2 separate regions of the Homo sapiens genome follow, and region 1 is linked to region 2. The links are chromatin loops, found by intact Hi-C in ENCODE. Cell type or tissue: breast epithelium. All regions are shown on one strand. Links, peaks and the distances in the headings refer to the core of each region. The heading gives the core; the rest is flanking DNA.

Region 1 (7,774 bases), core at 1,330-6,329, 510 kb after region 2:
CTCTTCACAGAAACAGTTTACAGACCCCACCAAAGTCTAAAGACCCCTCAGGCACGGCCTCAGTCCTCTCCTGACTCACACGCTCCCTCCTAAAACAAGAAAAGCTCTCCAAGTCTTTACCAAGGCTTTGTCGATTTAAATATGTGTGTGTGTTTGTGTGTGATTTTTTAAAAATTGAATTATAAATAGATTTGAATCACCAGTTCTCATGGTTGTGGCATTTGAGATTTACCAGTGGAAGAACAGTGGAATATTGGTGCGCACATAAGTCAGCGTGGCCAGCTACAGGCGAAAAATCAGTCAGCAGAATTGTAAATGGTATTTCTGTTAACCCTTTGACTTGGTTGGAGGTACTATCACGCAAGTATCTGCTGAACTTGTTTCTCTTTGCGAAGAACGAAATGTGAGCAAAAATAGATCAAACATGCCTGTGAAATACAAATATACTTTCATCTACTGAAAGCCTAACCAAAATTTTTTTAAAAGGTTCTACTTAAACAATTAACTTTAGAATTAGATAGTTATTTAAAAAAAATAATAATAATGACTTAACCAATTGTCCTCCCTTCCTGTGGATATTAGCTAAGATTTGGTCTTTATCCACAGGAGATGTATGAGGGTCATCATTCCTTCAGGTTATGTTTTAAAACGCTTTCAATCTCCATGCTCCAAAACATCCACTTACCGTTTCCCGGTGAATTTTCCAAAAACTTAGCTCTGATCCTACCTACCAATTCCCTTGCTTTGAAATTCTTAGACCTATATGACCTGCCAAATTGATCTAATCAACATTAAGGAAGAAATGAAAACAAATTACCAAACATCCCTTTTTGTGTTAATTAATTAATATAAAAGTCATGGGGAAATGACCAGTTGTACAGCTGTATATTATTCAACATACTGCGCTATATAATTCTCTGTGTCACAGGACAGTTTTCATACTTGCCTTGAGTCCATTGGTAAATTCAGCACACTAACAAACTGATTATTCCTCCAACGGTGAAATATTTCCCCTTTGCTACCAAGAAGTGATTTGACAGAACATTCAGGTGATTCATCAGAAATAAGGCTTATGAGGTCAGTTTATGTCTTTAATTCTCAACCTATTCCAAAATATAACTGGGATCAACATTTAATGTTCATTTTCAGTGGTGCCTGTGGCTTACATAGGCAGGTAACTAATTTTGTCTTCCCCATGATGACTCTGACCCCGAGAGCACACAGAATTGTCCTGTGTCCATAGGATTCATCTCCAGCTCATAATGCAAACCAGTTCTAAGGATAAACAGTAAAGTCAAACATGTCATACTTGTTAATTTCTTCTCTTTCTTTGCAAAAAAGTTCATATGTAAAAATAAATAACCCAAATTCTGTAATATTATAGACATCCAGACGTTACCATTAAGTGAGTGGCTTGATTTATAAAAAATGAGAACATAAAATGGATAAGTAGAATTTTAGCGAGAAGGTAATCTCGAAGCATATGAGCTCATCCTGCATAGTGTGGACTTGAGGACTCGCTCCTGGGATCCTTACTGCTGTCAACCTTGGATGTTCAGGGAAGGAAACTTGTGTGCAAACAGTATCCTAGCTAGGTCAGAGGAGGTTATAGGAAAGTAATATTGATATACCCTCACTCAGCAGGAAACAAACAATTAGTTCTGTACTTTTTGGAGGTTTAATCATCTGAGACTTACTAAGGGGGCCCACCATTGACGGGAGAGCAGGAGAACTTGTATGTGATCCAGGGATGCATTGAATGGTTAATTAGGTTACAAAACTTATTCCCAAATGGAATGTGTTGAATTAACTCTGAATATCCCTAAAACTACAAAAGAAAGAAAAAAAAAGGGAAGACAGAAGACATTAATTTATATTAATTAATTTATAATAATTTATTAATTAATAATAATGAATTGACCAAGAATGGTCTAGAGAAATACAAAATCTTTGAAATCCCTGAAAGTTGCCCAATTTTATTTTCTGGCTAATCTGTTCATTTCTAAAGTCTCACTTCTGAATTCGTCATGATTTTCTTGAAAAGGAAAAAAACGCTGCCCTTGCAAAACAGATCTAGAAAGGCTTTGAAAGTCGCCGTTGCTTTAATAATCAGCTGGAGCATCAGCCTGTGCTGCTGTGGTTAATGAGCTTAAGCGCTCCTGCGGGGAGAGGGCTGGGGCATCCCAAGGTGCTACAGCATGGCCAAATGTTCCCAAGCAATTAGGAGCTGATTCAGTGTTTATCTTCCTTACAGGTGGGAAGGAAAGAATGAAAATGAAGTGGGCAGATGTAAAGAGACCGGCAAAGTTCACGTGACTGTGGATCTCAAGTACTACCGGCCAACTGAAGTGGTAAGGACTCTCTGGCCACCCAGTGCGTGGCCACATTTGGCTGGCTGGCTGGGCAAATGCGCTCATGGAATGCCTGGTGCCAGCCTTTGGAGCTGTCAGTTCAGCTCCCTGGCATCCTTCAGCGTGCATTTCCAAAATCAGAACACAGTGAATTCAATTTGAGATTATCATTCTTACCACAAACTTCATTGCTCTATAAAGGAAAACAAGAGTTAAACCCACCAAAAGAAATCATTGATTTCAGAAATGGAATCTCACATCACACGCAGATCTCCTCATGTTGGTCTCCTATTCTAATGGCTGGTCCCTGATAACCTACAGGATGCCTGACTTAACAACGCTGTCCCAGACCTGCAGGACATCTAGGTCCTCTCCAGCTATGTCTATGTCTGTGTCTGTGTACTCATACACAAGTGCATACTTGCACACTATACCATAAATGGTCTCCCCTGCTTTTTATAAGACTCAGGTCAGGGACCACCCTGTCCATGTAGCCTTTTCTGGCCGATACATCAGTACTGCTGAAATTCCTTCCCACTCCTTTCTTTGTATCCACATTATATGCTATACATAATTCTATTATAGTACCTACTATAACCCACCATAATCATTTGTTTACATGTCTTTCTCTCTTTACCAAATTGTGAACTCTTTGAGAATAGGGACTTTTAAAAAATATCTTAAGGCCAGGCACAGTGGCTCATGCCTATAATCCCAGCCCTTTGGGAGGCAGAGGCATGCAGATCACCTGAGCTCAGGAGTTCAAGACCAGCCTGACCAACATGTGAAACCCCATCTCTACTAAAAATACAAAATTAGCCGGGTGTGGTAGCGCATGCCTGTAATCCCCACTACTCGGGAGGCTGAGGCAGGAGAATCGCTTGAACCCAGGAGGCGGAGGTTGCAGTGAGCCGAGATCGCGCGCCATTGCACTCCAGCCTAGGCAACAAGAGTGAAACTCCGTCTCAAAAAAAAAAAAATCTTACACTAGACTATAACAAGGTAGGTACTTAATAAATACTGACTGATTGCTAGATGGATGGGCGAATTTCTAAATACAGAACTTCCTGTGTTACAAAATGGTTGTTAGAACATAACATCCTCCTTTCCTAAACTTATAAAGCTGCCTAGCTTGCTGTTATTGCTTTAATGAGGTCCATCCTCACTATGGAAGCAAAGCTCAACATATGAAATATACCTAAAGATAATAGAAAGCATCATCTCTAGAGAGAAACGTTCATATGTGTTACCTAGTGAACATTAACTGTGAAAATTGAATTTTTTGAAACCATTTTCCCTGTGTTCTGAACCAAATTCCTATCTGTTGTTCAACCTTGGAGAGGTTAGGAAAACCCCAGTGAAGAGAGACTGAAAGTGAATCGGTCATCATTTACCACTCTTTAAAATGTCTTGTTTCAGACAGAAGGAAAAAACTGTATTTCATGCACTCTACCACACAGGAGGAAATAAAAAGGAAAGGAAGTAACCAGTGCTTGGGAGAGGTAGGGCTGTGGAGTCGTGCATTGTCCGGGCACAGGGCGTGGCCGGGGCTCTGACACAGTGAACCATTGTTCCCGGTGCTAATGGAGAGTGGGTGTGCCTAGGAGAGGATGTGTACTGGCCCTCAGGGAGGAAGATGCCAGCCACGCTGTGCTGACATAGCAGGGACTGCCGACTGGAGCCCTGAGCTGTGCTGCCATTTGACTCTCTGGCCTGATGAGGTGCGACAGAGATGTCAATTTTCTGGAACATTGCACAGATCACATATTTATGCAAATGCTTTTCTGTATCTACAATCAAAAATGGTCATCTCAGAGAAGGAAATTTACTAAGCCAACAGAAACCTCAATTTTTACAACTTAAATGTGGCTCTTTCCCTCTCTGACACCAAAATAGTTTCAAAAGCTAGGAAGTCATTAAGAATGGCTTGTCTGTCATTCCTACTTAGACAAGGTGTGGGATTGATAAGGACACAGAACAAAAGAATTCACTGAACAGGAAAAGGACCCTCAGACTAACAAGACTGTTCTTGAATCCGCATCGACCCCCTTTCCTGCCGTGACCGACGCCGCATCCCTCCCGTTTCTTTTGTTCATTCAAGTGCTATCATCATACCTGTTCTGCAGCTCTGTTGACACTAGCATTCTTTGAGTATAAGAGTGGTGTCTGATTTCATATGCTTGCTTTATTTTTCCACCGATTTGGCTCTCTCCTGAGCTTCCCTTTACTGTCCAATTTTGAATCTTGAACTACGTTTTATCTTTCTAAGCCTCTAGGCTGCATTAATTTCATTCACTCCACTTCAACCTAATATTCCACTGGGTAAGCTTTTCCTGTATGGTGAGACTAAACTTTTAACCTCATTCCTCAGAACAACAAGTTTTCCTAAAACTTGGATCAACTTGACAGCCTCCTGTTGAATTGCCTCAGGGGTGAGAATATTCTTCCAGTTGAAAGGTAACCAGAACTGGAGACTATATTGTAAATAAGCTTTTAGTTAGGTGTGAGGTCCCAAGAGCCAATGGTCTAGAGCCATTTGGTATGAGTCCTGAAAAGCACCAAGCTTCTTTGAGGTTTGTCTACATTCAACTTAGGATACATGTGGAATTCTCTCACATCTAAACTGAATCTTTCCTTCTCAGGGACTCAGTCCATCCTGCACATGCCAAAGGCTTCTTATTCTTCTTATAGTCTGTAAAAGTGCTTTCACCGATCAGCTTAGGTCATCTGTCCCCCAAGATCTTCTGCACAGAGGGACACTCAAACCAATAACTATGTCTTCTTAGAATCATTTCGGAATGACTGATAGGAAAAAAAAATTGCCATAAAGAGGCCGAGGCGGGTGGATCACAAGATCAGGAGATCGAGACCATCCTGGCTAACACAGTGAAACCCCGTCTCTACTAAAAAAGATACAAAAAATTAGCCGGGTATGGTGGCAGGTGCCTGTAGTCCCAGCTACTCAGGAGGCTGAGGCAGGAGAATGGCGTGAACCCGGGAGGCGGAGCTTTCAGTGAGCCAAGGTCGTGCCACTGCACTCCAGCCTGGGCCACAGAGCGAGACTCCGTCTAAAAAAAAAAAAAAAATGCCATAAAGAAAATTTGAAAAAAAAAAAATAGGACACATCAGGTCTCAGAACACTGATATCCTACAGCAAGACTAAAGGGAAATAGAGCTTTATATTATGTTTTGAATAAGACTCAGAATGGTCTCAAAAATGGCCCTTTGCTCAGCAAAGGCAGGTACTAGCTTGAAAGAGGCCACCAGTGGTTCCATAGAGGGCGTAGTTCCACCTGTGCTGGTAATTTCTTTTTCCTCATTGATTTAGTGCCTCAAAACCTTCAATATCGCTTCTGTACCAGTGTGAAGTTTTCAAAGTGTTTGTTCTGGACTAAGGACTCCAGCATCCAATTAAAGCTCAATTGAGCAACATTTTTTGGTACTCTGCCTACAGGGGTTTGTTACCACAGAGAGCCTGATCCTGGAAATTAGACTTTAAATTTTCCATCACTCCTGAATTCTGGTATTTGTTGATGATAACATTAGTACTTGAGTTCTGTGCCACTTAAGACCCCTGTCTTGTGTATAATTTTCTGTACATGCATACACTGATGCACAGATTTATTGCATTGTGTGTTCATTCTTAGAGAGAAAGTGGTAATTATGCTCAAATGTGGGCCTGTTGGCCAAACTGCCTGAGTTTGAAACCTATTGATTACTAGCTGTGCGACCATAGGCAAGTTCCTTAACTTCTCAGTGCCTCTGTTCCCTCATTTTTAAAAATAAGATTAATAATAGGACTTCTTTCAAAGAATTACTGGAGAATTAACAGAGTCAGTTATGCAAAGTACTTATTAGTACAGTGTCTGGCACAGAGTAAATATCTAATATTGATGTTGTTCTTAACCATTCATTCATGCACTAAGTATTTATCAAACACTGTGCTAGACCCTAGGAGTACAATGATGAACAAAACAGATACAGTCCCCACCCTTGTGGAGATTGCAAATGTAGAAATGATAGCAGTTTGGCCGGGCGCGGTGGCTCACACCTGTAATCCCAGCATTTTGGGAGGCCGAGGCGGGCAGATCACAAGGTCAGGAGATTGAGACCTTCCTGGCTAAGATGGAGAAACCCCATCTCTACTAAAAATACTACTACTACTACTACTAATAATAATAATTAGCCAGGGAGGGTGGCGGGCACCTGTAGTCACAGCTACTGGGGAGGCTGAGGCAGGAGAATGGTGGGAACCCGGGAGGTGGAGCTTGCAGTGAGCCAAGATCACACCACTGCACTCCAGCCTGGGCGTCAAAGCAAGATTCCATCTCAAAAAAAAAAAAAAAAAAAAAAGACGTGATAGCAGTTCCTGGAGTCCAGGATCTTTGGAGAAGCAGAACGACATTGTTAGTGACTTGTGCAGACTAACCAGCCAAAAATGGATAATGAAACATACTTGAAGCTTCTAGTGAGTATTACTAAGCACGTTTTAAGATGCTCATTTTTTTATTGGTTTTCAGCCTTTCTGATCCTGTTTCTGAAAGTTCAGGGGCTACTCAGTAAGTAGTACAGAAATATTGTGTAAATATGAGAAAACTACTATTGACCTATTAATATATATAAAATAACCACAAATATGTCGTCTTCTTATGTGAGAATTTTTAACTTAAAAATTCACAAAGGAAGGATTAATGAAGTAGTCATCCTAACGTGCCAAATTTGTAACCACATCAAATGGTCAATCCACTAAAAAAGCAAAACAAAAGAAAAAAAAAGCAAAGAGATTTTTTTCAGTCAAACAAACAAAAAGTCCCTTTTTTTTCTGCAGAGCATCTTGGGAAATGGGATAAAGGGACACATTCACAGACCCAAATCAAGTATTTTTCATGAAAAGTATCTTGGCTTAAACTCTACTAGCTGATGTTTACTCCTTTTTTTCCTTGCTACACTGTTTGTCTTTAACATTCATTTTTCTTTTTCTTCCCATTGTATTTTTAATCTCCTCAGTTGTGATTGGTTTTTGTTTTATTTACTTAGATATCTGATATTTATTCCTAATCTTTATAGATATCAGGGAAAAATCATAGGTTAAAACCTAGAACTAAGAAAGCAATAACTTCAAAGAAGTCCAACAAGCTAGTTAAAACAACACCTTCCTCCCGTAAAAACATGTGGCCTGTTTCTGATCAAATTACCATATGCTTGTCGAGTTGTCCTCCCCACCCCCCGCAAACTTTTCCTAATATTTTTCTGTAAATGATGTTAAGTTAAATGGCCTATAATTGCTTGCTCTATCTCATAGCCCTGTTTAGAATAATGATATGTAACACTTTCCAGACCTCAGGAACCTGATCTGTCATCAGAGGACTTATATAAATGCCAGTCAGAGCTTCCCTCAGCTCTGTCTCTGCGTTTGGGGGTGA
Region 2 (7,774 bases), core at 1,378-6,377:
TGAGATTTGGAGGGGTCAAAGATCCAAACCATGGCATTCCATCCCTGACCCCCCAGATCTCATCCTTCTCACATGCAAAATACAATCATCTTTCTCATGCAAAATACAATTCCAATAGTCCCTAAAATTCTTAACTTGTTCCAGCACCAACTTAACGGTTCAAAGTCTGAGACTCAAAGCAAGTTCCTTCTAGCTATGAGCCTGTAAAACCAAAAACGAATAATTTTTTTCCAAGATACAATGGTTGTACGGTCATTGGGTAGACATTCTGTGACTGCAGCAGCCAGGATGTCGGAGCAGCATGTAGGACGTTCCAGGACTCCTTGAGGTGTGCCAGGCCAGCTGTGCCCCGGGCCTGTCTCCCCAAACCATGCTGTCCTCCTAGGTCTCTGGGCCTCTGATGGGAGAGACAGCCTCAAAGATGTCTGAGATGCCTTCAGGGTCTTTTCCCATTGTTCTGACTATTAGCACCTGGCTCCCTTTTATCCATGCCAACCTCTTTAGCAGGTGATTGCTCCCCAGCACCATTGGCTTTCTTTACTGAAAAATGCTGTTTTCTTTCACTATCACATGACCAGGTTGTAGATTTGAAAAATTTTTCTGATCTGTTTCCCTTTTCTCTACCAATTCTACAAGTAATGCACTTTGAACAGCAAATGCAACAGACTGAATTACCATCTTCCTTATGACATTGATAGTCTAGTGGTATGATGATGGTGATAGTTATAATTATGGTAGATTAAAATAATTAACAAGTACTGAGCATTTAGTTTGTGCCAGGTACCGTTCAAAGTGCATTACATTTTGTTCAAAGTATATTTGTTGAAGCAACAGAGAGCTTCTATGAGGTGGTTTTCTTTTTCTTTTCTTTTTTTTTTTTTTTTTTTGAGACAGTCTTATTCTGTTGTCCAGGCTGGAGTGCAGTGACGTGACCTCGGTTTACTGCAACCTCTACCTTCCAGGTTCAAATGATTCTCGTGCCTTAGCTGCCTGAGTAGCTGGGATTACAGGTGTTTGAATTACTGCTTAGCTCTTTCTGAACTGCACTGGCTTTGGGTAAGTCACTTATCTTTTCTGCCAGGTTGGAAGAATAATTCTTATCAAATAGGAAATAAATCTGCACATAGTAGTGGCCTTTGCCTCATTACTGGAATGGACCTTCCCTCCATAGTGTTAACAGAATAATAAAAGATTTCTTGACTTTTAGGAAAGGAAGTTGAATGTGGGAGGTATTACTATTTAGCCTTGCTTTGCATGGGGAATCTATTATCTAGAAGCAGAAAGTTCTGTAATATTTGGAATCAACCACAAGGCTATAAAGTACTGGGAGGCCAACAGATTTAATGTCCAGTGAGTCTTTCAAGACTGTGCAAAGCAGATCTGGGAGCTGGTCTTATCTTCTCATATAAGAGGATTGTAGGCAGTGACTTCCATTCTAAATCTTCCTTGCTGGGATTTGCAGTCCTGGGATAAAAGGTTTGGCATTATTGGGCTGGGCGTGGTGGCTCACACCTGTGGTCCCAGCACTTTGGGAGGCTGAGGCGGGCCTCCCAAATCTCTGGATCACGAGGTCAGGAGATCGATACCATCCTGGCTAACATAGTGAAACCCTGTCTCTACTAAAAATACAAAAAAATTAGCTGGGCATGGGGGCAGGTGCCTGTAGTCCCAGCTGCTTGGGAGGCTGAGGCAGGAGAGTGGGGTGAACCCGGGAGGCAGAGCTTGCAGTGAGCCGAGATCGTGCCACTGCACTCCAGCCTGGGCGACAGAGCAAGACTCCATTTCAAAAAAAAAAAAAAGGTCTGGCATTATTGGAAGTGAGAGAGATGTCTTGAGTACTGTCCTGCTTAATCAAAGACTGTTACATGTGATTAATTGAAAGAGCTCTGGACTGGGAATCAGAGGTTGGGTTTTGATACCAATTAATTGTATAGCCTTACATTTTTTGAGTGTTTTTCTTAACTTGTCAAGTGAAAGGGTTACCTGGTTATTCTTAGGGATCTAAGGGCTGCTCCTAGTCTACAGTAGTGTGATGTTTGGATTACATGCTGACTTATTATGTGTACAATAGAGAAATTATGCAATTATCTTTATATTTAAGCAGTGCAGTAATTTCAGTTTTAGACATAAAGCCAATTGGATTTTTTTTTTTTTTTTTTGAGACAGATCTTACTCTGTTGCCTAGGCTGGAGTGCAATGGTGGTATGATCTCACTCACTGCAACATCCGTGTCCTGGGTTCAAGTGATTCTTGTGCCTCAGCCTCCTGAGTAGCTGGGATTACAGGCGTGCGCTACCACGCCCAACTAATTTTTGTATTTTTAGTAGAGTTGGGGTTTTGCCATGTTGGCCAGGCTGGTCTTGAACTCTTGGCCTCAAGTCATCCGCCCACCTTGGCCTCCCAAAGTGCTGGGATTATAGGCGTGAGCCACCGTGCCCGGCCAGGATAGTTTTTTTTTTAAATGAAACCAATGAACTATTAATTTTACTGAATTTGAAATTAAGTTTGTAAACTAAGAAGAAATTCATATGAGTTGTATGTTGTCAGAATTTGTAAGGATAGAGTGAAAACTTGGAGCTGTCCATCTTTGTAGGACATATCAAATGAATGAAGTGACTTTTTGGTGAGGAACGATTTTTTTTTTAACTGGTACATAATAATTGTACATATTTATGGGGTATGTGTGATATTTTGGTACATGTTTGTAAAGTTCAAATCAGGGAAATTAGGATAGAGGAAGGAGTTTTAAATTCTTGGGTTTTTCTTGGGTAGAAAAATGGAGTTAATTATGCCCACATCACAAATTGATGTGTGGATTACAAATGATGATTATATTATAATAAGGCCTATCACTGTTCCTGGCATGTAGTGTTTATGAAGTGATAGTTCTTATTTATTATGAATAAGTTCTCACAGTGGGAAGGAATGAGAGAAGGATGGAGAAGTGCTTGGGAATGCAGTTAGGGGTATGTAGGATGAATGAGAATAGTAAAAGTATGAGGATAATGAGATCAAGGATGCAAATGCATTTTGGTGACAGGTTGGATGGTAATAGTATGGCCAGAAATGCAACCACTGGGAAGGAAAATCAGTTTTCTGGGGGAAGACAGTGAATTATTTTGTTCCTCTGGAGTTTGAAGTGCAGTGGTGCAATCATAGCTCGCTGCAGCTTTGAACTCCTGGGCTCAGGTGATCCTCCTGCTTCAGCCTCCCTGGTAGCTGCCACCAAGCCTGACTGATTTTTTTACTATTTTTTTTTTTTTTTTGTAGAGACAGGATCTCACCAGCTGACCAGGCTAGTCTTGAACTCCTGGCCTCAAGCAATCCTCTGGTCTTGGCCTCCCAAGTGCTGATAATACAGGTGTGAGCCACTGCACCTGGCCTCTTTGTCTTAAAAATGACTTAAAAGTGCTCAGAGGTGGCTGCTGTAGAGTGGGCAAGTCCTAAAGGTGGCCATGCTGCTGTGCTGTACCTTTAGCCAGTCTTCTTCCCTGTCTCCCAGAACTTTCTGTAGCTCTTACTTAGAAGGCATGAAAATTAACACTTTCCCTTTAGTTTCATGATTGATGTTAACCAGGCTATTCTTAGTATATTTCAGTTTTCTCCTTTCTTTCTCCTTTATTTATTTGTTGATTATTTGCATTTCCTAATGTTAAAGATACTTCCAGGCGGGGCGAGGTGGCTCATGCCTGTAATCCCAACACTTTGGGAGGCCAAGGTGGGTAGATCACCTGAGGCCAGGAGTTCAAGACTACCCTGGCCAACGTGGAGAAACCCCATCTCTACTAAAAATACAAAAATTAGCCTGGCATGGTGGTGGGCGCCTGGAATCTCAAGTACTCGGGAGGCTGAGGCAGGAGAATCGCTTGAACCCGGGAGGCAGAGCTTGCAGTGAGCCGAGATCATACCACTGTACTCCAGCCTGGGTGACAGAGCGAGACTTTGTCTCAAAAAAAAAAAAAAAAAAAAAGGTACTTCCAAACTTCCAATTTACAATTTCTCATGCTTTTCTTCCTTTCTTGAGGAATTTTGGGAATCTCACACTTCCAGAAGTAAGGTGCTCAGTTGCATTAACCATTCCTGTATAAGCTTAATACATAGGAAATGAGTGAGTAAAACATGTCTGAAAGGTAATCCTATAGGATAGAAAGCTGATTATCAGTAATGTTCTTGGCAGTGGGGCACCAATGTGCCAAACCTAGTCTTTGGCAAGCTAGTAAGCAATTTTCCTGCCAAAATCTTGTGACTTACCATAAGTAGTAACCCAATTGTTTATATAAATTTACTCATTGAAATGACTCAGCTTTCCAGGATATTATTTTGGCATTTACTTATGTAGAATTGAGTTACATAGACTTGAGGTTAGATGATTTTATATGCAGTGACGTTCTTGGCTGAAGGGTATTTACTTCATTTGTTTCAGACTGTTCATACTGTGCCTTTTAAACAATTTACCACATGTGATTCTAGGGGAATCCTTTCTCAGATCTTCATACTAAGTTCTTTTAAACTTAAGAGTGAAAAAATAAAGGTATTTACTAGGGATTTATAGAAAGTATTTCTTTATACTGACTAATTACACTTGGGAAAATGAACCACCAAAGCTTGGTTGTATTATATATATATTATGCTTGAGCATTTGGTTTGATTGTAATGTGAAATGAATTGCTTGATCATGTTTAACAAAAATATGTTCCTTAATGCTGAGTGAAAAAGCCTCTAATTGGCACTTTTAGAAATCTTTTAAAATCAAAACATGATTTTTCTATGTTTCTTAGAATGGTACTGTATTTCTATCACTTTTCACAAAAGTTAGATTTTTAGTATTGCTTTATTCGAACTATATTTTTACATCGGTTCTTTAAAAATGATGAATTGGAATTTTGCAAGTATATGCAGACACTAGTAGTATTTTTTGGTGATCAATATTGATAAACGTGTTTATTGTAGTTTACAGTGGAATCCTTCAAAATGGAAGCTTTGTTGCAAGAGACCTGCAGGACAAAATGCAAGTGTGGCATATATGCTTGTTGGAGTAAACCCAGTCAAGGAGAAAGACAGCAGAAACCCTGTTTGTCAAGAATTGTGGGAGGCCTGAGATTTTACCTTACTTGCAGGCTAACAAGTTAGCTTCTTAAAATTCCACGGATGATGGCAGAAGACACAGCACTCCTGGGTCAGCAGGCAGTATGAACTTCATGTTTGTGACAGCTCTGTTTGTATAGTATTTTCTTGCCCCTCAAAGACCATGTGGGTAACACGGTGGCTGGGTGGGTCTAGGTGGATGTTGCCCATGCAGTGGGTATGCACCACAGTTGAGAAAATCTGAGATTGGGAAACCCCAATTTTTTATAAGGGAACTAATAATCCTGCCCAGCCTTTGCTTTGAGGGAGACATTATTTTTATTATTCTGCATAGCAAACAAATCTTCCATCTGCTCCAGAGAGAAACACTATTGCTATCTTAAAATGCTATCTACAGATGTCCTGTACAGGAAAGATAGTAGCCAATAAAAGCTGTCAGTGCAATCTGCTCATAAGACATGCAGAAACTGGAGAGACCCATAGAGAACTGGCTCCCAACACCATTTGTTTGCCTTGTTCCTGAAACTTACCAGATTGGCAACACAGACCAGTTTTCCTCTTTTTTTTTTTTTCTTATTTTTTTTATTTTTTTTTATTTTCCAGAAAGGGTCTTGCTCAGGCTGGAGTGCAGCAGTGCAAACACAGATCACTGGAGCCTCAACCTCCTGGGCTCAAGCGATCCTTTGGCCTCAGCCTCCCGAGAAGCTGGGATCACAGATGTGCACCACTATGCCTGGCTAATTTTTGTATTTTTTTTTTTTGTTAAGATGGGGTCTTGCCGTGCTGCTCAGGCTGGTTTCAAACTCCTTGGCTCAAGCAATTCTACCATCTCAACCTCTCCAAGTGCTGGTATTGCAGGTGTCAGCCACTGTGCCTGGCCCCAGTTTTCCTCTTATGTCTCCATGCAGACTATGGGGAGCTCCAGCTTTGCATTTGTTTTCTTTTTGCTTGAAGAACAAAATGATAAGACCTGGATTTGGGTGCTTAGTATGGAATGAATTAGGCATTGTCCCTGGGGGAGGCATTTTATATTTCCCTGTATGTATAGGCATGGGAAGTATAGTAGGTTTGATTTTGTTGGAATGTTTAGTAAGTTTAATCTGATAGATTAGTCTCAGTTGGCCTGAAGAAGTCTAGCTCAGAAGGACATTTTTCCAGCCCTGAAGAAGAATATGCCTGCTTCCCCATCACCCCTAAGGGGATGATTCTAACTCTGTTGGCTGTGGCACCTTTGTGTACACGTATCATCACTTGTTTTTTTGTTTTTTTGTTTTTTTTGAGATGGAGTTTTGCTCTTGTTGCCCAGGCTGGAGTGCAATGGCATAATCTTGGTTCACAGCAACCTCCACCTCCCAGGTTCAAGCGATTCTCCTGCCTCAGCCTCCAGAGTACCTGGGATTACAGGCATGTGCCACCACGCCCGGCTAATTTTCTATTTTTAGTAGAGACGGGGTTTCTCCATGTTGGTCAGGCTGGTCTCGAACTCCAGACCTCAGGTGATCCGCCCACCTTGGCCTCCCAGAGTGCTGGGATTACAGGTCCTCACTTGTTTTTAATTTACTCACTGAGTGACCGTAAACTTCTTGCATTAATTTCAATGCTTTCTCTTTTTTTGCTTTAAAATTGTACCTGATGTAAACTCTCATACCTTCATTTAGAGATTACTCCTATCATTTTTGAGAATGTTTCTCTGGTGTCTACCATATGCTAATAGGGCCTGCCCTCGAGGTCAGAAAATTTATGTCTTTTCAAATCTTGTAAGTTTGCTAGGATTTTATTTTTTTTATTTTTTTTGATACGGAGTTTCGCTCTTATTGCCCAGGCTGGAGTGCAGTGGTGCGATTTTGGCTCACTGCAACCTCCGCCTCCTGGGTTCAAGTGATTCTCCTGCTTCAGCCTCCTGAGTAGCTGGGATTACAGGCACCCGCTACCATGCCCAGCTAATTTTTTGTATTTTTAGTAGAGATGGGGTTTCACCACGTTGACCAGGCTGGTCTCGAACTCCCGGCCTCAGGTGATCTGCCTGCCTCGGCCTCCCAGTAGGATCTTGTTTTGATTTTCATGAATTTTGATGTTATCATTGAAATATCTAGAAATCTGCATATTTTATTTAAGAGAGTCTGCTTTTTGTACACAAGGAATGCTTGTTCTTGGTGAAGCCTCAGGTATGATGGATAGGAAGGAATAAGAAAGCTGTTTGAGAGGAGAATAAAAGGACTTAGCTACTGATTGGATTGTTGGATTGGGAAAGTCAGGAGAAGTAAGGGTTTTTGTTTTGTTTGTTGTCTTTATTTTTATGGTTGATACCAATGACATTCAGTTTGTGTAAATCCATGAGGACAAGACTGTATTTTACTGCTGTATCCCTAGTGCAGTGTCTGAAATATGGTGGGCTCTCAATAGATATTTATTGAATGACATCTGGAGTTCATACTTCCTCAGAAATCCTGGAGGAAATACACTGCATATAAGAAGGAATGGGAATGTAGATGTGCAGTGTATCATACTTTAGAGCAGGATCGACAAACTGTATCCCCTGGACCAAGTCCAGCTGCCTCCTGTTTTTGTTTTTGTTTTTCGAGATGGAGTCTCCCTCTGTTGTCCAGGCTGGAGTGCAGTGGCGCGATCACTGCCCACTGCAACTTCGGCGCCCCCCACCGGGATCAAGAGAGTCTCATCCCTCAGCCTC

What was found. Peaks named below come from ENCODE experiments on the same cell type or tissue, not always from the same donor. Only the 100,000 strongest peaks of a DNase experiment are listed, where the experiment ranks them.
Region 1: a loop joins it to region 2, with 12 times the contacts of the local background. A loop is called at or near these places in 1 of 110 quality-filtered maps.

Annotation. Positions count from the first base shown.
Region 1 is chr6:1,720,993-1,728,766 of GRCh38, reverse strand. GMDS (GDP-mannose 4,6-dehydratase) reads left to right here. Exons shown (of 11, transcript NM_001500.4): 9 at 2,255-2,351. Among named protein-coding and RNA genes, the nearest start is that of FOXC1, 110 kb to the right of the region's middle. In breast epithelium, for the core only: no CTCF peak of the experiment used is centred there; a DNase peak (open chromatin) is centred at 3,936; H3K27ac peaks cover 1,066 bases.
Region 2 is chr6:2,233,715-2,241,488 of GRCh38, reverse strand. All of the region lies in intron 1 of GMDS (GDP-mannose 4,6-dehydratase), which reads left to right. LOC107986512 (a long non-coding RNA gene) reads right to left here. Exons shown (of 2, transcript XR_007059405.1): 2 at 7,178-7,774. Among named protein-coding and RNA genes, the nearest start is that of GMDS, 8.0 kb to the left of the region's middle. In breast epithelium, for the core only: no CTCF peak of the experiment used is centred there; no DNase peak of the experiment used is centred there.